2 separate regions of the Homo sapiens genome follow, and region 1 is linked to region 2. Evidence: read pairs that join two places in POLR2A ChIA-PET (ENCODE). Cell type or tissue: A673. All regions are shown on one strand. Each heading gives the region's core, and the rest is flanking DNA. Links, peaks and the distances in the headings are about the cores only.

Region 1 (12,571 bases), core at 2,603-7,602, 380 kb before region 2:
GGCATGGATGCAGCTACACACCCTACAGTGCATGAGACAGCCTCCCACAGCCAAGAACCATCTGGCCCACAAGGTCAGTTGTGCTCAGGCTGAGAAACTAACAGGCCTTAGGGAAGCTGAACAGTGAAGATCAGTCGTGGCAGCTGTGGAGCCAGATGCTTGCATTCAAATCTCAGCTCTACTGATTAGTAGGTGTCTGATCACGGGCAAGTTACTTGCCACTTAGAGGAGCCCAGGCAGGTCTTGGTGTATAAGAGGTTGGCACTTAGTAAACGGTAGGGAGTCTCCAAGCTCATCCATGAATCAGCTCAGATGGCCACACCCTGGGAGTATGTGGAAGCTTACCTGCAAGCCCTGGACACTGGGTCAGAAGCCTTTATGTAAAGTAGTTATGATCACAGTTGTCATAATGGGGCTCTTACGAAGGCAAGGCACCATGCAAAGTGTTTCACATATGTTGACTCATGTTACCTTCAGAAACCCTGCCAAGTAGGGCTTCTATTTCTAAACAGGGGGAATAAATGGGGGAAACAGGGACTCAGAGAGGTTGAGAGTGTCCTAGGCACTGGGAATACGTGGAAGAATAAGGCTCATCTGTGTTCTCTAGGACCTCAGTCTAGTTAAGGAGACAGGAAAATAAACCACTACTATTAACATTACAACAGTGAGTGTCATTTCCACTCAGCCTTGTCTGACATGTCTTCAACAAATAACTGATGAGCATCTACTACGGGCCAGGCCCTGTCTTGGTCACCCGAGTTCCTGCCCTCGAGTAGTTCACAGTCTAGTGGGCAAGACAGATTATATGATGCCCAAGCGATGCGTGCCCACCAGCAGCTGTGTGACTTTGCATTTCCCAAGCACCAGATACTTACAGGCTTTGGCTCATTTAATCTAAAAATGTATCATGATGAGACATTATTGCTAGGCTCATTTTGTAGTTTGGGAACTGAGGTTGTAAAAGATTAAATAACTTGCCCAAAGTCTTACAACTGGTTTGTGGTGGAGCTAAGTTTGGGCCCCTGAACTTTTATACCCCAGTGTTCAAAGTCTTAACCCCTCCAATGGATGCCTGTCCTGTTCTGCTGGGAGACCCTGCTCATGCTGCACCCAGCGGCTCACCTGCCACCCGAAGTCTGTTTGCTCCAGATGTCCCTTTGAACTCCATCCTTCTGGAAGTGACTGGCAATCAGCCCTGGGTCTGCTTAACACTGGGGAGAGGTGCTGTTGCAAGGTCCAAAGGCTGTGAGATCCTAAGAGATGGCAGCCAGAAGCTTGCTCCTGTGGGGCCCAGACGCACGATAGACATCTCCTGGGGCACTTCCTACCCATCCAGACAGGATGTCCTTGCACTGATGTGATCTTTAATGAGGAAAATAGGGGTTCAATCTGTTCTCTGAGGGAGGCTGTGGGAATGTGTGAACCAAACAAGAGGAAGAGGAAACTCGAAATGACAGTCTCATAAAAGGTGCTCTCTGCAGGAAGCCAGGGAGGCTAATTTGCCTTCCCCAGTTTCCTTTTTCAAATGTCCTTCAATGAAACCCAGTCAAATGGATCCAGGGAACTCATCTTTTCACAAAATACAGACCAGGGGATCCCGCCGTCCTGGAAACAGACCCCAGGGCCACACACAAGTTGTTGCTGGGCACCAGCATCCCCCTGAAGCCCCAGTGTTGCCTGCACACAGAAGAATTAGCAAGTCCTGCACATTTATGTTCAACTCTTTTTGGATTCTATTCATTCCACAAACAGTTATTGAGCATCTCTCGGGTGCGAGGCACCCCACAGCAACCTGAAGACACAGTGGTGAGGCAAGGTGGTGTCTGTCCTCAGGGGGCACACTGAATGGAAGCTATTTTCAGGGCTCCTGTTATTCTGGGGGCTTGGTCTTTTGCCTCCAGCAATAGGCAGTGCTTTTAGAGGAGCTAAAGAACGGGTACACCTAGCTAGGACGTGGAACGTTCTGCAATGAGAGTGTCAGGCAGGTCTCTACATTCAGCTGCTGGGTTCCCACAAAGACTCTCAGAGTCGGTGGCCATTGGCCAGACAGGATTTTCACTAGTGGAGTTGGAGAAGTTCTTTCAGTGAAGAAAAATTCTCAGGCTGATATCATGAAGACTGATGGAAACTTGGGAAACTTGGCACACTCTGGTGTCAATATGAGCTCCACAAATCATGGATGAAATACAGTTTTAAATGGGGCTGGAGCTGAGTTGCCTCCCAATCATTCATTCCTTCACTCACTCATTCATTCAAAAAATGTGTTGTATGCCTGGCACCATGCCAAGTGCTTGACGTGGGCTATCTCACTGAAGCTGCAGAGCATCTCATGAGGTGGTATTTTTAGTGCCACATTGCACAGATATAGAAACTGAAGCCCAGAGAGAGGAAGGATGTTACCCAAGGTTGCACAGCCAGAAAGTAGTGAGCAGAATTAGGTCAAACCCTGACTCTGCCACCTTCAGCGGTGTGACCTTGGAATAAGATAACTTTACAGGGTCTTTTTCTTTTGCTTTTTCGGTGCAAATTGGCTATAATGATCTTTATTCCAAGGCCGCTATGTGGCTTAAATAAGATATTGTTCCCAAAGGACCTGGTCCATAGACACACTTACTACGCTTTAATTCTCCTTCCCTCTTCTGTCTCCAAGGGGTTTGAGCTGCAACTCCCTCTAGAATCAGGCAGGGTTTGCTCTGTCTCTGAGAATTGGCCCTCGGACCTCAGCCTACCCATTCCTGGCCTTCTGGGGGAATCTGGGACAGCTGCTCAGAGAGCACTGAACAGGCCCGGTTCCCTGGTGGGTAAGCGCTGGGGGTGCTGCCCTGCAAAGCAGTGTGTGGGAAGGGCGGAGGCTTCCCTCAGCTGAGAATGTAAGGACCCAGCAGCTCTAGTTCCCATATCTCTGTGCCTGGGCACTGCTGCCAGAAACTAGCAAGGTGATACATGTTTTAAATGTAAGATCATCAAGATTTGGGGAAAAAAAATTTGGAAATCCTGCCTAAGTGCTAGCTCCTGAAAGGGCCTGCTTTTCCTACATGGAGCCCCGTGAACTGGTTTTCTTGGAAATGCTGGTGTCTGTCAGAGACTTGGCTGGGCCAGAGAGGGGCCCAATGGACCCCTAACTACTGGGGTCTCAGTGTCCCAATGTCAGTCGGGAGATGGGGTGGGGAAGGACACCTTGGGTGGCGGCAGGAAACCTCCCTGGGCCCTTTTGGGCTAGAAGACTCAGAAACCCAGCTTGCAGGGCAGGAATCAGATAAAGGGGTAAGAGATGAAGTCAGGAGGTAAAAAGTTTCCTGTGAGTTTGCACTGTCTCTTGCCAAGTGTTGCACTGGATGCTTTAATAAAAGCATCATCTCAAATCCTTGCAGCATCCCTGTAAGAGAAGAACGTGAATTATGACATAAACCACACCTGATAAAAGTTATTAGCTCTCTGATGGGACTGGCAGGAGGGTGAGAGAAGGAGGGTACCATGACCACCATTTAATGAGGCCTTTGCTCTCAAGATTGTGTTATTACCAGGCCATTTTACAAATCAGGAAACTGAGGCTTAGAGAGAGAGATCACACAGCTAGTAGGCAGAACTAGGTTTGAAACCAGGCTAGCATGAGGAGTTTAGAGTCAGATAGGGTTGAGATGAGGCCCTTGAATTGAGGCCTGGAGATAAGGTGAAAAGGTAGGACAGCTACAGGGTGGCTTGGACTGGGTTGGCAGCAGCGTTGGAGCATTACTGTCAGCTTCTGGGTCTGTCATGAAGGTATAGTGAATGTCTTTGAGAATGTGATGGAAGCTAGCAACCATCTCCCCAAAAACTGCACCCTCCACACTCACATGACCTGTTGCATACAATCTCAGGGTGGTTATGAACCTCTCTGGAGCCTTCCTTGGTCTCCACATGAAAGACGCTCATGAGTTTAGGAGTTTTATATTGCGTGGGTGCAGTGCAGCGTGAGTCCTGGCCCATCACTTTTTATGCCCAGCTGTGCTCACAATGTATGCCTATTGCCCCCTCTCCCTTCCCTTCCCCTTGCACTGCCCCTTATCTCCCTGCTTGGATGGGACATGCTTGGATGGGAAGGCAGAGCCACTGGAGGTGCCTAGGGTTTCCCAGTTCTCCTTGCTCCCTGCTTGGGACACTGCTTCAGTGAGCCGAAATGGCCCAGTGGAGATTCCCCTGTCATGAGCTGCACCCTGGCAGCTCCTCCTGCTACGGGCACTGCACACACTTGTGGGTCAGCTCAGGTTACAGAAGTGGAAGTGGGTAGCGTAGAACTGGCATGTACCAGGAACCCAATAAAAGTGTGTAGAATCTGCACATACTTTTTTCCATGGTCCTGATAATAGAATGTTGTAGCTATTGGTATATACCCTATGCCTTCCCCATTAGACTGTAAGATCTTTGAGGACAAAAGATAGCAACCTTACCTTATTTACACTGGAATAAGAGGTGGAAAGAGGGACCGAAGGAAAGAGAAAGTGTGTTGTGGACATCACAGTTTCATTTGATTCAGGTAGAACCTTTTTTTAACAGGTTAACTAGGCTGAGAAAATATAAAATTAGAGCTGAAGACTCTTAGATGCAATCTGGTAGGAGATGATGATTACAGCACAGTGGGATGGAGAAAGCAAGCATTGACCATATCATTTGAACCCCTGGATCTAGCCGAACCTGAAGCCCCTTCTTGGTTTTGTAAGCCACTAGTTTTTTGTTTTATTCTTTTTTTTTTTTTTTTTTTTTTTTGAGACAGAATCTCACTCTGTCGCCCAGGCTGGAGTGCAGTGGCACGATCTCGGCTCACTGCAAGTTCACGCCATTCTCCTGCCTCAGCCTCCCAAGTAGCTGGGACTACAGGCACCCGCGACCAGGCCCGGCTAATTTTTTGTATTTTTAGTAGAGATGGGGTTTCACTATGTTAGCCAGGATGGTCTCGATCTCCTGACCTCGTGATCCGCCCACCTCTGCCTCCCAAAGTGCTGGGATTACAGGCGTGAGCCACTGCGCCCAGCCTGTTTTATTCTTTTATATTTCCTCCTAATGCTAGTTTGTGCAGTATATCCGTCACTTGTAACTAAGAGTGTTGACTACTACAGAAAGGTAGAAGAAGTCAAGTGAACAGGAGGGAGGGAGAGCAGGAGGAAGGGATGTCACCAATATGGCACAAGAAAACTTGTGTCAGTTCAGATACAGCAGATCCATCCTAAGACCTCTGCAGCTCCCCTTCTGAGGATCTGGGGCAGCCTCCAGGGTCAGCCCTAGACGAGGGCTTTAGGGAGAGAGGGAGGCTAAAGGTGGCCTCCAGGAGCTTTGGGCCAACAGAAGCCCTGGGAGGTGGAGAGAGGGTTAGTGGAAGCCCGAACAGCAGCTCCTTGTGTTTATAGTAAACAGAGGCGGGTGGCCCAGCCTCCCCTTGGCCCTGAGAGGGGAGGGGAACAGTTGACGGAAAACTCCTCCCTCCCGCCTCCTCTGGGTAATTGAACAGGGGTTGGGTGGTGGGGTGGAGGACACATGGGGCCATGAGGTGGTGCAGATTCTACAGTAGGTAAGAGTCAAGGGGCTGGAGCGTGGGCTAAAGAAGAAAGCACCCACCCAAAGGCAGGCACTAATGACAACCACAGAGTGGCTGGCAAAAGGCTGCCACTCCTCCTTTGGCTTTTTTATGTTCTCTTGCTACTCAAGGTATGGTTCCTGAACAAGTGGCATCACTTGGGAGCTCATAGAAGTGCAGAATCTCAGGCATCATCCCACACCTAGTAAATCAGAATCTGTCTTAACAAACCCCAGGGGGTGATTCTTGTTTGAGATGCGCTGTTATACTCCAACGAATAGCATGAAGTAAGGACGGGTGGTTCTACAGCAACACAAATTGGCCCAGGGTATGTATTTAGATGGGTTATGAAATATTTGGTGCCAAATGCATTTTTTTGCAAATTGGATCTTACTGGAAATCCACCAAAGGAATTAACTTGTTAGAACAACAGCCGCAGGAACGAAGAACAACTTCCTCTAGGAAGTTTATATTTTTACAATTAACTTTACTTAAATCGAAGCATGACTGTCATCTAATGTTCCTCACTTGTCATATAGTTTGCATTTGTGGAGCTCTCGTAGTTACAGGAGCCATGCTACGCATTTTACATGCTTGACCTTAGGAAATCCTCACCCAGCCTTAGGAGGTAGGGATTATTCCCATCCAGCAAATGAGCAAATTAAGGAAGACACAGGTGACGTCACTTGGATTTTTGCATTTCATTTTGCCTTTCACTTTTGTTTTGTAATCCTTTCCCTATCATCTCCCCCTGACTCCCCACCCTCATCACTGCCAGGTCCTGATACTCAAGTCTTAAGGCCTTGCAGGGCTATTGACTTCTGGTGGTTACCAGAGGCGATTGTGCAGTGCCTACCACATGCCTGGTGTCTGCTGGAATAAGAGGCCACTGTGCTCCCTGTTCTAAGGTGCTCCCAGGACCTTGGTTGTCCTGGACTTGGACAAGATGACATATCCAGTTAGGTGATGTGTGCAAGTCTGAGGAATTCTGAGCATTAGGAGACAATTCTCCATGGGTCTCCTGTGTCTCTTACCAGCTGGCTCCCTTTGTCTTTTCAAGGATGTTTATGTAAGGAGCAGCCTTGGAAGACAGAGACAGATACAGTGTCTTTCTCCAGAGCAAAGTACAGATTTGTTTACTATCCAGAATGTCTCCCTCTGGGGTGAAGGTCAGATAGGCTTACTGCTCAGTATAAAATATTTGGTTTCTCTCATCTCGGTATCCTCTCCTGGAACACACTACCCTCTGTCACCTATATGTGCAAAGTCACCTGGCCCTTTTCACTTCATTCTGTGGGAATTGGGGCAAGGGAAACTGACATAAATATGAACTCATGCTACTTGCTGTGCTTTGAATAATTGTCTTTTGTCTCTGACCCAGGAGTCTTGTATTTTCTGACAGCATCCGTGAGACTGAAGTAGATCAAATTATTAGCATGAAAGCAGGTTAAAATCTTAGATCCTTCACAATTCTTGACACTAGAGTCTTTTGGTTTATGGACTTAAATATATAACCCCTACTTGGAAGACCAGACTCAGTCCTCTCACTAAGAAGGCTAAAGAAGCTGTCATGGTAGTAGAGAGTAGAAAAGCAAGGAGTCTGGAGCCAGATGGCCTTGGTCGGAAATCTGGCTCCTGACTTAAGGTGGTGTTTCAGCCTCACTGAGCCTCAGTGTCCTCATAGTAAAACAGGGCTAAAAATTATTCCTGCTTTATAGGACTGTGGTGAAGAGTAAGTGAGATAATAAGATAATATTAAAGAGTAAGTGATCTACAAATGCCAGGTGTTGTTGTTGCTATTGTCATGATCATTTGGAATCCTCTAGCCAGCCATTCCCCTAGAGGCAGTTACTGAGGGTGCATGGAGCTGGGGACAGTGGCCCTTGACCGTCAAGATCCATTCAGACCAGCTGTGAGGCGTCACCTGCTGTGACCCCAGTTGGTGGTTCAAGGTTATAGTAAACCACCTCACCTCTGTGCTAGGTGTTCTCTGTGGGTCCCTTGCCCCCATTTTTACCATACATATTAACCATCTCAGCTGCCAGAACAAAATACCATAGACTGAGCGGCTTAAACAACAGCCATTCATCTTCTCACATTTCTGGAGGCTGGAAGTCTGAGATCAGGGTGCCAGCATGATCAGGTTCCTGGCTCATGGTGCCTTCTCATGGTGCCCTCATATGACAGAGAGAGCACCCACTAGTGTCTCTTCTCATTAGGGCACTAATCCCAGCCTCATAACCTCAACTAAACCCAGTTATCATCCAAAGGCCTCACCTCCAAATACCATCACATTGGAGGTTAGGGCTTCAACCCATGAATCTGGGGGGACACCATTCAGTCCACAACATTCTCTCTGCTTCCCCATCCTGCTCAAGCCCCAGGAGGCTGGCTTCTGGCTGGGTCCAGCCAACTGGTGGCACCAAAAGGAGCTTGAAGGGCCAGAGGAGAGAGAGTTTGGTGCATTTATTATCCGAGGATTTTCTAGGCTACAGGTTGATAGCAGTGGTGCTTCATCATTCAAGGCCACAGTTGCGGCACTGCAGGACTATTCTACAGCTACAGACCTGGCTCGGTTCAGGTGATCACCCCCTCCTTTGCCCATTCAGGTCCTTGGGGGGGTGGCAATGGCATCACACAATTAACAACCTGGGTGCCTTCTTACCTTTCTTGGTGTCTGTCCTTAAGCCTGGTCCAGACTTTAGTACGTAGGCCATTAGATTTTCCTGAGTGAACTCTTCTGAGTCTGCCATCTGTTTTTGGCCGGGACTCTATGCAAAGGAGCCTCCAGGTGTCCCCATCACAGCCTAAGCCCGGAGAGACAGGCATTTACAATCCTGAAAGGGTCTGGGCACAGCTGGACAATACCGGAGCAATGCAAGCCTCCCTTCTTTACCGTTGGCAGTGGTTCTCAAATATTTTGGTTTCAGGACCCCTTTACATTCTTAGAAATTATTGAGGCTCTCAAAGAGTTATTAAGTGAATTATACGAATCCATAGTTACTATATAGAAATAAAATTGATAAATTTTAAAATATGAATATATTCATATGAAACATCATAAACATGATACATGTTAAGACAGTGTTTTATGAAAAATAACTTGATTTTTCCAAAACAAAACAATAACATTGTTTTACATTTTGTGGATCTTTTTAAACATCTGGATTACCGGAGGGTAGCTGGATTCTCATTGGCGTCTGCATTCAATCTATTGTAATATGTGGCTTTGGTTGCAGTATAGAAGAAAATATCAGTGGTGCTGCACTGAGTTTTTTTGAAACACTGCCTTGTATAATATATTTTTTTAAATAGTTAAGAATACCCCTAATGTCATCAGGAGACTTTAAGTACAAGCTTACAGTGGCAGAAAAATTTTTCCAAAATTCTGTATATATATATTGCACAAAAGCTCTAATTTTGTCAATGCAACAAATTCTGTCAGGTTTTTTGAGTTGGCAAATTTATTTTGTTTCATTTTCAAGAATATGTCTGGAATACTCAAGACTGAAAAACCATCGTCATCTGCCAGTTGTTCTTTCAAAGTAAAAATGATGTTCCGCTGAAAGAAGTAGCAAGTTCAGCTTGCAACTCAAGTCCAGCTTGCAACTCAAGTCCAGCTTGCAACTCAAGTCATGGCAAATGTACTTTGCCTACAGCCAAGCCAAGTATGCAACGAAACTTCATATGCAGCACGAGTGCTTTTTGCACACTTCCTGTTTCATTACACAGAATATTAAAAACACATGAACTCTGACTGCTTTGTTAAGGGCATTCTAGAGCGAAACTAGCTTTTTTCCCATTTGCGTGAATGGTGAAGAATACAGTGATCACTAGTGCAGTTTGGTGCCACCACCTTGATTCCTGCTAAGCCTTGGCAGTTTTACCTTTCATTGCTTTTGCACTATTAGTGCAAATGTCAGTACAGCAAAAAAATCTTATTATTATCAAAATAACATTGATCCTGCAGATCCTCTGCAAAGGTCTTGGTGCCCCCAGAGGTCCTAGAACAACGTTTTGAAAACAACTGCTGTACAGTACAGAATATGAAGTAATAGGGAGTGTTGAGCAAACCTTTATTTTGCCCAAAGACCTTTTCTAATCTGGAACTCAATTAAGCCTCTGGAATCTAAGCTCTATGAGAGCAGGAAGTCTTCACTCTCAGAATTTATCGGTGCTTGCATGTGAAATGTCAAAAAAATTTATTGACTTAGAAAGAGGATTTAAATTCAATATAAACCAATAAATAATATGGTGCTTCTGATTTTTTAAAGGCTATGTATCAGCTAAATGGATGTAACAATGCTTAATGAAAACAGTACCTCTGAGCCTCAGTTTTTTTCATCTGCAAAATGGACTTGATTTAATCCACTGCTTATCACAATTTTCCACTGAAGAACTTTAAGGAGCAAAGGGAAATGAATGAATATTTCTTGGGGGAGCCAGGAGTAATCTGTATCCAACCTATTTTCTTTTTTTGTTGGAGTACATGTGATAATCTAATACATTCATATAATTTGTAAAGGACAAATCAGTGTACTTGGGATATCCATCAGCTTGAATATTTGTCTTTTTAAAATGCCAGAAACATCCCCAACCTATTTTTTGAAATCGCTTGTATTTTAATTTCTACAATTTGGGGGACCTTGTAATTCTAATCCATAAAATATCAGTGTTTAATAGAAAGCAATGTTTTTAAATAGCAACAGCAAGTTTAAAAAGATCGATGCTATATTTACCCAGATGCAAGGTTGGGTCTCAAAGGTTATGGTATGTGAATTTAAGTAATAGTCCTGAGTTCTGGTGTTGGTTCTGCCACTTCCTCTTTGTATGACCTTGGGCAAGTTATGTTCTTTTGAGTCTCAGTGTCCTCACTTCAAAAAATGAGAATAATGCTGATCGCAATTACAATAGTAAAACTGTAAGGCAGGGCACGGTGGCTCACACCTGTAATCCCAGCACTTTAAAAGGCCAAGGGGTGGGGGGGCAGATCACCTGAGGTCAGGAGTTCAAGACCAGCCTGGCCAACATGGCGAAACCCCATCTTTACTAAAAATACAAAAACTAGCCAGGCGTGGTGACACATGCCTGTAGTCCCAGCTACTTCGGAGGCTGAGGCAGGAGAATCGCTTCAACCCAGGTGGCAGAGGTTGCAATGAGCTGAGATCACACCACGGCTCTCCAGTCTGGACGACAGAGCAAGACTGTGTCTCAACAACAACAACAACAACAGCAACAGCAACAACAAAAATAGTGCTTTCAACATGGTGAAACCCCGTCTCTACTGAAAACACAAAAATTAGCTGGGCATGGTGGCATGTGCCTGTAGTCCCAGCTACTCCGGAAGCTAAGGCAGGAGAGTCACTTGAACCCAGGAGGCAGAGGTTACATGAGCCAAGATCACACTACTGCACTCTGGCCTGGCGACAGAGAGAGACTCTGTCTCAAAATAAATAAATAAATAAATAAATAAATAAATAAATAAATAAATAATAATAATAATGCTTCCAACTCCACAGGTGGAATTCCTGAGAGAAAAAGATAGCAATGTACCTCTAAGTGTGTACAGAAGTTCTAAGTGCCATGAAGTCATCTCATCCCTGGCTCCCTACCAAAACCCTTGGATTCTCAGAGCAGGAAGCACCCAGAGATTTCGCACAGTGTTGCTGGTAGCCTAGGATTCCTTAGAGATGGGTCAGAGTCCTGGTGAGCTGTGTTAGAGAAGAAAATTATTCTGACACATTAACGTGGTGAGGAAGACTTAAATACAGCAAAGACAGAGGGATTTGTAGCCAATGAGCAGAGTGAGGGGTCATTGAATGGAAAATTACTAAGTGGAGACATCAGGGATAGGGGATTCTTGCTAAACCAACTTAACAGAATTTCTGCTGAAGGCAGGCCAAAGACTTAAACATCAAAGATGGGGAATGAGGAATTTGAACAGATAGTGAAGGTGTCCAAATAGCAAGCATGTGGAGATTCTAGGAAAACTGACTTAGCAGGATTTTTGCTACAGTTGGACCAGGAAGGCCAAAGACAAGACCTAAGGATGAGGCCTGGTTTAAAAGAGGGCACAGAGGAGCCTGTCCGAAGTTTGGTCAAGGACAGAGTTTTAATCAGCTGGGCTTGGACACCTCTTCTCGCCACCTCCCATTCATATGCACCTGATCAGCTCTGTTTGAATCTGTTTTAATTTGAATTCATGGTTCTTCAGGGAAAAACACATTAAGTACATAGAGAGATATTCTATGTTCATTGAAAGAGCATCCCAATATTGTCGAAATACCAGTTATTTCCAATTTGATCTATGGATTCAATGCAATCCCAAACAAAATTTCAGCAAGTTGGCCAGGCACGGTGGCTCATGCCTGTAATCCCAGCACTTTTGGAGGCCGAAGCAGGTGGATCATCTGAAGTCAAGAGTTCGAGACCAGCCTCGCCAATATGGTGAAACCCCATCTCTACTAAAAAAAATACAAAAATACCTGGGTGTGCTGGTGGGCATCTGTAATCTCAGCTACTCGGGAGGCTGAGGCAGGAGAATCGCTTGAACCCAGGAGGCAGAGGTTGCAGTGAGCCGGGATTGTGCCATTGCACTACAGCCTGGGTGACAAGAGCAAAATTCTGTCTTAAAAAAAAGATCAGCAAGTTATTTTGCAGGTATCAGCAAACTGACTTTAAAGTTGATATGGAGGAGCAAAAGGCCCAGAATAGCCAACACAATATTAAAGGAGAAGAGCAAATTCAGAGAACTAACGCTATCCAACTTCAAGACTTACTGGAAAAGGATCATAACATTGTGGTATTGGTGAAAGCACAGACAAATAGATCAACAGAACTGAAATGGGGATCACAGAAATAAACTCACACAAATATAGTCAACTGGTCTTTGACAAAAGGATCACAGGTACTACAAGGGAGAAAAGATAGCCTTGTCAACAAATGGTGCTAGAAAAGTGGATATTCACATGTAAAATAATAATAATAATAATCTAGATGCAAACCTTATACTCTTCACAAAAA
Region 2 (12,571 bases), core at 4,564-9,563:
GTGAAGACCACTTCATACAGTGCAGTCAACGAAGGCCTCGCTGAGCCGGGCACACTTAAGCTGAGACCTGAACGGGGAGAAGGCAGCTGCATGCACTGATTTCAGGGAGGCACACTTGGAGAGGAAAGGGCATGGAAAGGCTCTGGGGTGGAAATCTGCAGAACTTGGAGGAATGATGTGGACACAAATGTGGCTGGATTGCAGGAAACAGGGGTTTAATGTGAGATGATAAATTTGGAGAAGTTGCCAGGGCCAGGTCTCATCAGGCCCTGGGGCCCATGGTAAAAAGTTTGATTCCTGGGTAGTGATAAACACTTTTCATTTTTGTGTTTTTAATGGCGGACCTAGAGAGGAAGGTGGGAAAACACTGAGGAGGCTTTCTGTAGAGGTAAAGAAGGGGTCTTGTACTTATTGCACCCTGACTGTCTACCAGGCATTCTCTCTATGAAGTATATCATTATACCTATTTTACAGATGAGGGAACTGAAGCCTAGAGAGGTTCAGTAACTTGCCTAAAATCACACAGCTAGTAAGCAGAGCTGCATTAAACTCAGGAAATATGATTCCAGAGCCCATATTCATACCTATTAAACTATCCTGCTTCCTTACTATAACAGTGCAGGGGAGAGAAGACAAAAGCTTGATTCATTTGCAGCAGTAGAGACAAGGGTGCAAGTACAGAGGGAAGTCGATGAACATGGGTTATTTTTTGAAGGCAGAGTCGACATGACCTGCTGATGGATTAGATGTGCTACATACCTGTGTAAGCATATGCATTTTGGAGCATTTGAGTGAGACAGCAATAGATTCATTTTAGGGTTTATCAAATTAGGGTGTAATCATAGAGACCATTTCCTGGCCTCAACTGGCAAGTAATGAAAGACTCCCATCAACATCTCTCCGATGGCAGGAAATGGCCACTGAGATAGCCTATCATCACGCCTTCTGAAAGCTACTAGGACATAAATAGTGTGTTCTGAAAGGTACTTGCACCCTTAGTTACCCCACTGCACTTGCCTGCAGCTGCTGGCTGGCCTCCTCATTGCTAGCTTGCTCATTAAATCCAGCTCCTTAGAAATGCTTTGGGAAAAATAAAAAGCCAATCCAGCTCCTTAGAAAGTGCTTTTAGAAAAATAAAAATGCATATATGGCCAATTGAATTGGGACCCAAAATTTGATTTGTTTCCTAATGCTTAGAATGATTACATTTGCAGTGCCACACCAGATGAATGCAGTTTGGGCTGTTGGAAGACTGTGCACCCACCTCTTCATCCTGGTGATGAAAGGAGCAGCAAATAAAAAAGCTTCTGGCTGACGAAGCTGCCTCTGTACTGGATAATCTTGACAGTCTTTAAAGAAGGATTCCTAGCTGGGTGCTGGGCATGCACCTGCAGTCCCAGCTACTCGGGACACTGAGATGGAAGGACTGCTTCAGCCCAGGAGTTCAAGGCCAGCCTGGGCAACATAACAAGACGCTCATCTTTAAAAAATATTTACGTATATATGCACACACACACACACACACATATATAAAATATATGTACACATATACATGTATACATATATAAAATATATATACACATATACATGTATACATATATAAAATATATATATACACACACACACATTACATAAATAAAGCAAGATTTTTAGGAAAGTGCTCTACTTCAAATTCATGCAAGAGGAAAAATGAGTCCAGTAACGTTGTGACTATGAAGATCTGTGTCTCACATCCTTTGACACCATTTCCAATTCGATGACATCTGAATTCACATGGATTTATAAGTGCTCAGGACACCTATCAGATTGGTCAGCACCTCCCACACCCTTCCAGGGCTATCATCCCTGACCCACTGTCTCTCATTTACATCACACCATACAGAATCCCTTATTCCCTCATGCCAGTCTCCTCTAGAGACTCATAGAATTCCATGGTTTCATGACTCTCAATCTCTACTTAACCAGGAACTCCTACACTTTTATCTCTTTATTAGCTAGTCCATGGTCACATACTCAAATAGAGTCTTCTCAGCAGCCAGGGTCACTATAACATATTTTTTTAAAGGGACAGAAATTATTGGTGTGAAGGGGAGTGAGAGAGTGGAATATTAATTGTGAGAGATATGCAATGTACATTGAACTCCTGCTAGATCCTAGGCATCATACTGAGAATTTATTTAATCCTTACCAAAACCTATTCAATGGATTGCATTGTCCCCATTTTACAGATGAGAAAATAGGAGCTCCATGTAGCTCACCCAGCTAGTGTGTCTCCAACAGAGGCAAGGCCCCAGCATGGACCTGTCTGACTCCAACGCCAGTGTTATTCCAGCCCCACTCACTCCGGCTCATGAGTGCAGGGCAATTATTACCAATTTCTAGATTCTGCTAGCTTGAGGCAGCCACCCTCTGAGTTTGTTAACTCCCTTAAGTTGGCCTTAAATAGAAAATCCAAGACCTGGATAGCTTGGTCTGTTTAATGATTGATTGATGTTTGTTGTGGTTTTATAAGTTACAGTCCCAGGGGACTGAAAAGAAATCTCAGTCCTAGAACCTCAGAATTAAACAATAATGAGCATTAGTCAACTCAGTGGTTGAGTCTTTAGTCCAATCATTCACTTCTTTCATTTTTTTATTCAACTATAGTCGGTTGGGCTTCCCCATCGCATTGCAGTTGGCTAGCAAACAGCAATCATGACTTCAAGCCATTCGCTACCTTTTCCTCATCAGACAGTGAGAGCCTGGGGTGAGATATCCAATCTCAATCAAGTCATGTCTCCTACAGTTCCTAGCACAATGCCTGTTATCCAGTAGGATCTTAGTAAGTGTTAGATGAATGAGTGAGTGTTTGCTGAAGGCAAATAAGGGGCCCGTATTTAGGGCAACTCACAGAATCAGAACCCTGTTTAGTGTTGGATTGATCAATACTCATTATTCAGTGTTATCCTTGAGGAAACTAGGTGGTAGCAGCTGGGGGTGGGATGGGAGGTGTAGAAGGAGAACTGCATGTGTGTTTCTTTACCTTCACCACCTCCCCTGAGCCGTTTTACCTAATCATAGAGGAAGGCATGGCATAGTAAGTAGAGCTTTGGGTTAAAGGTTGGGAGACCTGGGTTTGAATCCCAGCCTTACTACCACCAGGCTGTGTGTAACCTTGGATGAGCCATTTCACTTCTCTCCCTCCAAAAATGGAGATGAGAATGACTCTTTCATAAGAAGATCAAAGTAAAACATGATACAAATTCAGTTGCAGTTATTAAGTGCAATGAGGCATTGGGATCCAATGCTATGCAGAAGTTTTTCAGTCCAAAGGAGAGCATGTTAAAGCTTCAGTTTCCTTCCACTGTTGCTAACTTATAAATTTTACAAATGCCTGGTCCAGACAGGCTGGAATAAAGTGGACTTAAAGCTATTATCTGCATCATTCAAACAAACTACACTTTGGTCTGAATACCAAACTCAGAGAATTGAGTTCCAAGAGGTGGGTATAAATTGAAATAATTGGGATATATGCCTCAGATTTCCATTTTCCCTTTTGTATGTGGACAGACTAATGGAGGGCTCAGGCAAGCGTTCTCTGAATGTCCTTTTTAATTTCTGTTTGCAACTTAGAATAATAATACCACGTACTGACAATCCTCAAGCCACACATGAACAATCCTATATTGCCCCCATCACAAAACTTACAAATACCAAAAAGAACAAAAGCCAACAGCAATGTTTTGAATCAATATGAGCAGCTAGCATTCCATTTCTGGGAAAATCATGCATTAAAAGCCTCTTGTTTACATTTTAAGGCTAACAGAGGGGCCCTTCATTTCAGAGAATTAAATGAGAAAATTATCCTGGATTCAAGCATTAGCAAAATGGAATGGTTGTGTAATTGTTTCCAATCATCATCTGATTCTCCTCTTCCCTTACCTTCCCCATATCAGCTCTGAAGAAGAGGAGGCTGAAGCTCCTCTCATTTACAGCTCCACAGATTTAAAACCTAGTGTTGTTTATTACAAAAGGAAAACCAAGAAGTATACTATATTTCAAATAAACTGAAGAACTGGAAGCAAACTTCAAAGAGGAAAGGAAAAAACCACAGCCATTTTTCTCCCTATAAATAAAAATGGAAATGGGAAGAATTTATCCGCTGGCCTGGTTTTCTTTTCTAAAAGCACTCAGCTAAGAAGATAGAGAGATGAGACAGACTTGAGGCAGGGGCTCTTGCCTGCTTTATTTCTTCACTTGTGAAAAAGAGCCAAGGGGAGCCCTTCCCTAAAAGGCCCAAAGCAAAGAGTGATTTAAGAAATGTATCATAAACTTAGGCCCAATATTTAAATAAGAGGATCAAAGAGATTTTGCTTGGACTCTACAGCAATAAAAGAGGAACTGGGGAAAGTATGAGATGGGAGGAAATAAAGATAATAAATATCAGTTAAAGACATGTAATGAGCTCTCTGTGCAAACAGATGACAACATATGCTCCTTACCTTTGAACAGTCCATGTGTACTAAAGGAAAGAAGCAGTCAATTGATGGGAGCAGTAAGAAAACATATGTACAATGAAACATATTACATTTCACAGAACTACCATTTGATCCAGCAATCCCATTACTGGGTATTGACCCAAATAAATATAATTCGTTCTATTATAAAGACACATGCACACGTACATTCATTGCAGCACTATTCACAATTGCAAAGACATGGAATTAACCTAAATGCCTATTAATAAAAGACTGGATAAACAAAATGTGGTACATATACACCATGGAATACTATGTGGCCATAAAAAAGAACAAGATCATGTCCAAAGGTATGAGTGGAGACAGGGACATGGATGGAGCTGGAGGCCATTATCCTTAGCAAACTAATGCAGGAACAGAAAACCAGATACTACATGTTCTCACTTATAAGTGGGAGCTAAATGATGAGAACACATGGACACTCAGAGGGGAACAACCCTCACTGGGGTCTATCGGAGGGTGGAGAGTAGAAGGAGGGAGAGGATCAGGAAAAATAGCTAATGGGTATTAGGCTTAATACCTGGGTGACAAAATAATCTGCATAACAAATCCCCATGACACAAGTTTACCCATATAACAAACCCGCACATGGACCCCTGAACTTCAAATAAAAGTTAAAAAAAGAAACATACCATATTTCAAATTATGCTCAGTGCCCCCAACATGAATCTACAATTGTACTCCTATGAAATTGCAAGTAATTTTGCACATTATTTGTTCATGTGTTTATTATTAGTTATAAGTATTTCTTTATACATTACCTTAGTCCAAAAAGAATGAAAGAAGAAAGATGACATCCCAATGGAAAAGACAACATGAGCTCCAACTGCCCTTACTGGGGCCATAAGGGCAGCCCTCCAAGTTCTAGAGTTTGTTGATCATTAGGATAGAAGAGGACAAATTCCTTGCAGGAACCATAGCTTTTTCTGGCACGAAATTCTTAAAGAAATTTTTCATATTGTGTTTTAATGTTAATGTTCTACACTGAGTTTAGTAGTCATTTGCTGCTTTTGACTCAAATTGTGAAATCTTAGCTCTGAAAAGAACTGGAGAGAAGCTAATGGTTTCAAGTCACTTGACTGTGTTTAGTGCTCTTGTGAAACATAAAAAAAATAAAGGGAGGAGGTTTCATGAGCGTGTGCTTGTCCCTCCATGGCACTTCCGTTTCTCTATTCATGTGAAAAAGTATGTGTCAAGCGTCTGCCAAATGCCAAGCATTCCATATGACACACGGGTGTACAGGACCAGCATGCAAGTGATAAAGAGAGAGATGTGACCAGATTCAAGGCATATATGAGAAAGGTTCAAAGGCAGAAAAATCATGGAAGAGCAGAAGGTTTTCTTGAAAAGAATGAGTAAAGTTTTGGAAATAATGAGTTTGAGTATCTATAAGACACTCAAAACGAGATGTCAAAGGAATGATTGGCTAAATATGTCTGAAAATAATCTAGTACAAATGGGTAAGCATCAGTTTAACCATATGAGAGATACAGTGGATGCGGCTGCCCCCTACAAAAAAAATAATTTCCCATGGGCAATTACAATGCATTTAGCAGAGAGTGGCTTCTTAATTTTATTTGGTGGTGCTCATGAAGACCATGATAAAATGAAAAGGAGCAGAAAAAAGAGAGGAAGAATGAAGAGAAAAAGAAAAAAGAAGAGGTAAAAGAGGAAAAAAAGACGGAGAAAAAGAAGAAAGAGGAGGCAAAGAAAGAGAAGACAGACACAGAAGAGGAGGCAAAAAAAAAAAAAAAGCAAAAGTGGAGGAGGAAAAGCATAGCAACTGGGCAAGAATGAGGACTGACTGAGGAGAAATGAGTATGGGAAGCTGGGACAAGGGAGCCACAACAGGCCCAGAAACAGGAGGGATTTTCACTTGAAATTTTTAGACTATCAAAAGGACAAGGTTAAGACTGAGCCCAAAGGTGGCTAAGCAGCCCAAACTGGCAGGGGGCCCAGTGAGCCCACCTGTAAGTTTGTCAAAATTTCAAGTAGTGACAGTTGGGTGGGAGCTGGGGGACAGGATTTTCTGGGAGTAACAGTCAATGACTTCTTCTAGAGCACCTATCATGCATCTGAGTGTTGAAGGTAGGGATGGAACCATCTTTTCCCTCAAAGACTCTGCTAGAGTACCATGCACAGCCCGTCAGCCCAAGACAAGGTGGAATGATAAACTGGACTATGAAGAAGAGGAATGGAAGGAAATGTCGGCCATCAAGGAGGCTCCATTCTCATTCCTCTAATGTACTTAGTCAGTAATAGACCACATGGTAAGTGCTATATAGACAACGGTGAGCAGAGTGCGGAAGTGGAATATCGGTTATTGTCTGTGTGATCTTGGAGAAATCACTTAACCTCTCTGTATCTTTGTTTCTGTATCTGTAAAGTGGAAATAATAACAGCACCTCTCTTGGTGAGAATGAAACAAGATAACATAAAGCACTTAGATCAGCATACCTGGCCCATGGAAAGCATTATAAAAGTATAAGCTACTGTTATTTAGTTTTTAAAATATTTATATGTAACTTTCTGGGTAATGAAAATATACTGTATCTTGATAAGGGTCGTGGCTAATAGATTTACTATATACTTAAGATGTGTGCATTTTTCTATATGTAAATTATACTAAAGTTGTATTTAATTTTATATAAAATATAAATACGTGTGTGTGTACATGTATACATAGAGTCCATATTATTTTTCCTGTTTAAAACAGACAGTAAGTCTTGAAAAAGTCAAGTAAATTACCCAAGGGATTATACTGGAACTTGTAGTCAAGTACTTGGACTCCAGAGCCGGTGCTCTTAAAGATTGGGCTGGCTATGTTTCTATGTCAGCTGGGCCTTGGTACTCAACAGGACAGCAAATAGTTGCCTGAAGATGCTGTGCTGAACTCTTCTTGGAGAATCTCCTGCCATCAAGAGAGGGCAGCTCTTTTCTTATCTTTCCCATTCTTTCTCCCACCTTCCACATTCTTCTCATTTCAGCTCGGTTTCATCATCTCATTAAATATTAAAACCAAGATCCACGCCAGTCAACAAGCTGGCTGGTAATGGAGTACACACATTCCAGCAGGAAAACACCGGCAGACAGGCAGTGATTAAGAGCTACAAGGCACACACCCCAAGCTTCCCAAATTCCTCAGGGGCCAAAGATGCCCCCCTACTAACTGAAGTGTGCCCACTTTAAGTACACATGCAGCCCCTGCCAAGACAAAGAACACCAGCCAAAGAAGAGTGAGTGATCATAATTTATGAGGTGCTGTAGAAATTAATTTTGTATGCCCCTTCCATTAGCAGTAGGTCTGAATTAACTTTAATATGCAAGTTATCATGTTAATCTTTGATACTAAAAAAGAATGTATCATCATTAACCTTTCTAGCCCTGAACTGGGAAATGCAGTCTTTTTATTAGTGGTAATAGAAGTAGCATTATTTCTTGGCATCTCTGTACTCTACCCATTTGTATGCAGTTCCACCAGTCACTTTGTAAAATCTCTGCTGATTCAGAAGCCCATTTTTCAAACGTTTGACTCTAACTGCCCATAAGTCACCAGAAGTTGACTCCGCCTTCTTTTTTTTGTCACCAGATTCCTCTAAATGAGAATAAATTTTCCAATGAAGGAGCATTCCACAAAAAAACACTAATGGCCAGCAGAAGAAGCCCACAGGAAGAGGGGGCATGAATGAGTTGTGTGTGGCATTTAGGAAAGGCAAGCTCATCTTAGCCAAACCATAATGGGTCTTCAGAGCTCCAGGATCCCTGGATAACTAAATCATAGCTAAGAAGAAACTTCTGCTTTAGGGAGCAGGGAAACAAATTAAGCAATACTGGAAGAATTGCTATTAAAGATAATGGGAAAAACACTCAAATACTGCAATCTAGTACATCTTTCTTTCCAGGTATTCATTTGATATTGGTAAATTATAGATGAAAGAAATATGTGGAGAGTTCTACTCTCCATTTTAATGAATAACTTTAATATTCCTATTCCATTTGTTCTATATATGCTAATCTCTAAAATGTGTTAATAGTGGGAAAATATTTGATAAATTGCATTTTGCCATCTTTTTCTTCATTCACACTCTCTGATGGAAGAGCAAGATGATCAGAAAGTAGAGAACTTCTTAGGAAGGATAAAAAGGCAAGAATAAGGTATAAAATATCTTAAAATACAGCATCAGTTCCTGAAAAATGAAACTAGTTTCTGTTTTCAAATGCATTCACATACTGTTTATAACGTAAAATATAAACAAAACTACCTCCATACTGAAATTAGATTGGCTGCTGATCCAACTTTTTGGCTTGTAGGGAAGCTACCCATAATGAGGTTATCAACATACGAGTTCATCTCTTATACGGGTAGTTTTTATGATCTTCTTTTAGATCTAATGATTGTTTTTCTGACTGCTCCATAAAAAGGACATGACATGAATAAGAAGGAAACTGGGATTTAGCCATATCTATCTTCATAGAGCTTAGAGCTTTCTAAAGGGCAAAATCCAGTCAAGTATTTTCCAAGCTTTAGTTTATCATTATGTTTTTCAGTGGGAAACCTGCTATGTATTCATCATAATTTCCACCTGCACTATTGTTTACTTAATATTTTTCATAAAGTAAATTCATTTGAATCTGCTTAAGTTTATTTTGAAAGAAAACTTTGCTACCTCAACCAGAAAACCAGTATCCTTTGCCATAAATGGAAGATATCATAACAATCAATACAATAAAAATAAACACTTATATTAAATACTAAGAGAAGCTTGAGCCTGATGTCTGCTCCATCTTTGTTATCAAAGGAGATTATTAGAGAAAGATAAAAACAAAACAGCAAAGATACACAATCGTTGACATAATCAGAAAGATTGAAAAGGAATTGAATGAATGAACTTCCCTTCTGGATACAGTACTCTATTTGTACACACCTGAAATTATCTTTCATGCCAAGGAAAATAGTTTTGCTTACTCTGCAAATGAAAGAAAGAAACTAAAATCTGGATTCCTAACTTTTAATCCCAATTCTGCCACCAACTTGTGGTGTGACCTTGGGCAGGTCATGTCCCCTCAGAACCACACTTTCCTGGGCTGAAAATGAAGAGGTTGGATTAGGCAGTTTCTCCAAGGAGCCACTCAACTTTTCCCGTCTGTGTTTTGTGAAATCATTAAACATGTTCAAAAATATCATCATCATCGTCTGAAATGTGTGGTTGTTGATTGCATTTACACTGTTACCTGAAAGTCTTACCAGGAAAAAATAGCAAAAGGTTTGAAAAGATCAGCTATTTGGGGAGCAAAAGAGCATTTTGAAACTGTTGTGTTGAGAAAAAAAAAAAAATCAATGAAATTGACCACAATCCACGCACAACAGAACCTGACTGCCCAAAATATATACCTGCACATCCCTGGACTTTGAAAGCCAGTGGGCAAGACACTGATTTAAATTGGCCTTACAAATCACCTCATCACTTGCCTGGGTCAAACAGTCCTTTATGCTGGTTGAGTAAAAGAGGGTGCTAATTTCAAACTATCAGGTTTATCTCCGCCTTCCTAGGAGACAGTAGATTGTGAGGGGAAAAAACAAATACATCAATAGTTAAAAATTAGTTAAGTATCTGCAAGCTTGCTTATTGGAAAGAACTGGCACATTTAAGCAGGTTTATCCATCTGTAAAATAGTGATAACAACCTACTTTGTAAGTTTTTATAAAAATTATTAAAAGTAACTAGTATCGTAATTATTATAGTATATATGAACACCCTTTCTCCCATAGCTTTTTTTCTATCTTGATATTCTAAAAAGTCAATTTAAGCAACTTTTTATTTTTAATGCTCTACAGTGTCTCTAACTTCAAACTGATAATAAAAATGGGTATAATAATTATTAATGAATAATTAAAATGGAAATAATAATCATACTAATTTCAAACTATCATTTATCTAGCATTTATTGCCATTCAGGGACTGTGTTGAGCATTGTTATTTAATATTCACATTTAACCCCACTATAATCCAGATTTTACAGATCAAGAAGCCAAGAACCAAAAAACTGACATGACTTTTCCAAAGTCACCGATGAATACAATTCAACTATGAAACCAAATGGAAAACCCTGAAATGGCTCTCTGGAACTCTAGACTTTGGTAAGGAGATCATCCAACAAACACTCTTTGTACATTTGGGGCCAAAGTCAAGATCATGAAAAAATCAGAGGTTACCAAATCTAATATAATAAAAGTTGAATATTTCCAATTTCTGAAGTTCTTTGGTGTTTCTTGTTCATTTTAAATAATCTTTTGGAGGTTTTAAACTACAAGAATGACTTTAACATCCTCTGGCTCTCTCCTCTGAAGTCTCATGGCGCTTTGCTTATTATCTCTACTATAAAATATTCATTCTGCATTATAATAAAGAATGCCTCATTTTGCAAATAAAGGCAAGCTCCTTGAGGACATCACCATATTTTCATCATCTTTGTATTTTCTAAATGGCTACAAAATGTTTTGTTTATGCCAGAGAATCAATAAACATTTTTTGAATTGGAAAACCTGTTCTAAACATTGCCTCTCTTCATCAAAAATGTGGCTCCAACTATCACATGTGGAATTTGATATGTCAGAGAGCCAGTTAACGATACAGGTCTTGGGATGAAGGTGAAGACGTAGACTAAAAATTAAGTTTTGCAGCTGTAGGCAGCAGGATGGCATTGAGCCAGCAGAGTGGATGAAATCCCCTCTAGGCAAGGATGGGTAAAGCAAACCTCGAATGCAGTTGAGAACCGAAGACCTACATGGCTGTTGAATTTCTCCAAAACAGTTAGGTAGTCCTGCTCTCTGTGTTCCCCCTATTTCTGACCCTAAGGCGTAGAAAGAAGGACCTGGAGACCTGCAATCACACAGCAGGCATTCTGTGGATGTACCCATTTCCCAGGATGAATCAAGAAATTAAAAAAAAAAAAAAAAAACTAAGGAGGAAGCTGCCTAGTGTTCTCCCCCTAGGTTGGCAGGAGACAGAGAAAGGAGTAACTGGTCAGCTTTAGGCCTGGAGATGAAACAGCTGCAAGGAACCTGATCACGAATAAGGAGACTACAACCACAGTTTCCCGTCTTCTTGGAAACAGAGCAAGAAATAACCAGCTCTCCTGCTTGTACCCCAAACCCAGGGTCTGTCTCTTGATGTATGTGGCTATCTCCTGATAAACTAGAAGAGGGAGCAACACATCTTATGCTCAGGGAATTATTCTCTCCTTTTCCTGCTGAACCACAACATAAGCCAGTCTGCTGTTTGCTGACAGGTCCCACTACCTATCAAGATTTGCAACTCGCTGTAGTCCCCTGAAATACCACAAATTTTCTGAGAGGTAACTGGGACCTACTTAATTTCTCAGCACAGGCCTTGAACAGACAGCAGAGTGCTGTGGTGAACCTCCTGTTACCTGGATTGTAATTGATTTTAAAACCTGCCACTGCACCCAGAGACAGAGCCCAGAATCCCCATAAACCAACAAACAAAACAAAGCATCCTGCTGCAGACGGGGGTTCTGGCAAATCTGGGACATCGGCAGGGATGAGCCTGATGAAAAGCAAATTTTTGAGACCCACACAAACACTTGCATGGAGAGAAACATCCACCTGCAAAAGGGGGCAATGTCCTGACTGCTGCCCCTCTCTGTGGGGGCGGGAGAGGGGGCGTGGAGAAGGGCAGAAAGTGGTAGAGTTCCAGGTCCCATGCCAAGAAACACAGAACTAGTTCTAACAAGCCTCTCAATGACACACTGGATTCACACACCACGGCCTGTGTGGACAATACCCTAATCTGGGTACATCCAAACACAGTGAGTCCTTCTGTGTCTTTCATGTCAGGCTGACACTAGTGCCCACAAAACCCCAGGATAACAGAATGCCTTTCAGGCAGTTTAAATAGTACTTGAAGCTGCTGTCTCTTGTTCTATGCTGTCCTGGCAACAGAGACTGGCTGACTGTCAGAGATGAACAGGATCTCAGAGATCCAACATTCTGATTATACAATGTGAAATGAAGCCCAGAGAGGTTAAGTGGT

The links. ChIA-PET counts read pairs that join two places held together with the same protein. Peaks named below come from ENCODE experiments on the same cell type or tissue, not always from the same donor. Only the 100,000 strongest peaks of a DNase experiment are listed, where the experiment ranks them.
Region 1: POLR2A ChIA-PET joins it to region 2 with 5 read pairs; 2 of 35 experiments call an interaction of 5 or more read pairs at or near these places.

Annotation. Positions count from the first base shown.
Region 1 is chr5:170,157,946-170,170,516 of GRCh38, reverse strand. No RefSeq gene overlaps it. Among named protein-coding and RNA genes, the nearest start is that of LINC01187, 35 kb to the left of the region's middle. In A673, for the core only: no CTCF peak of the experiment used is centred there; no DNase peak of the experiment used is centred there.
Region 2 is chr5:169,781,407-169,793,977 of GRCh38, reverse strand. The region is part of intron 25 of DOCK2 (dedicator of cytokinesis 2); the gene reads right to left. Among named protein-coding and RNA genes, the nearest start is that of DOCK2, 150 kb to the right of the region's middle. In A673, for the core only: no CTCF peak of the experiment used is centred there; DNase peaks (open chromatin) are centred at 5,687 and 7,537; H3K27ac peaks cover 2,419 bases.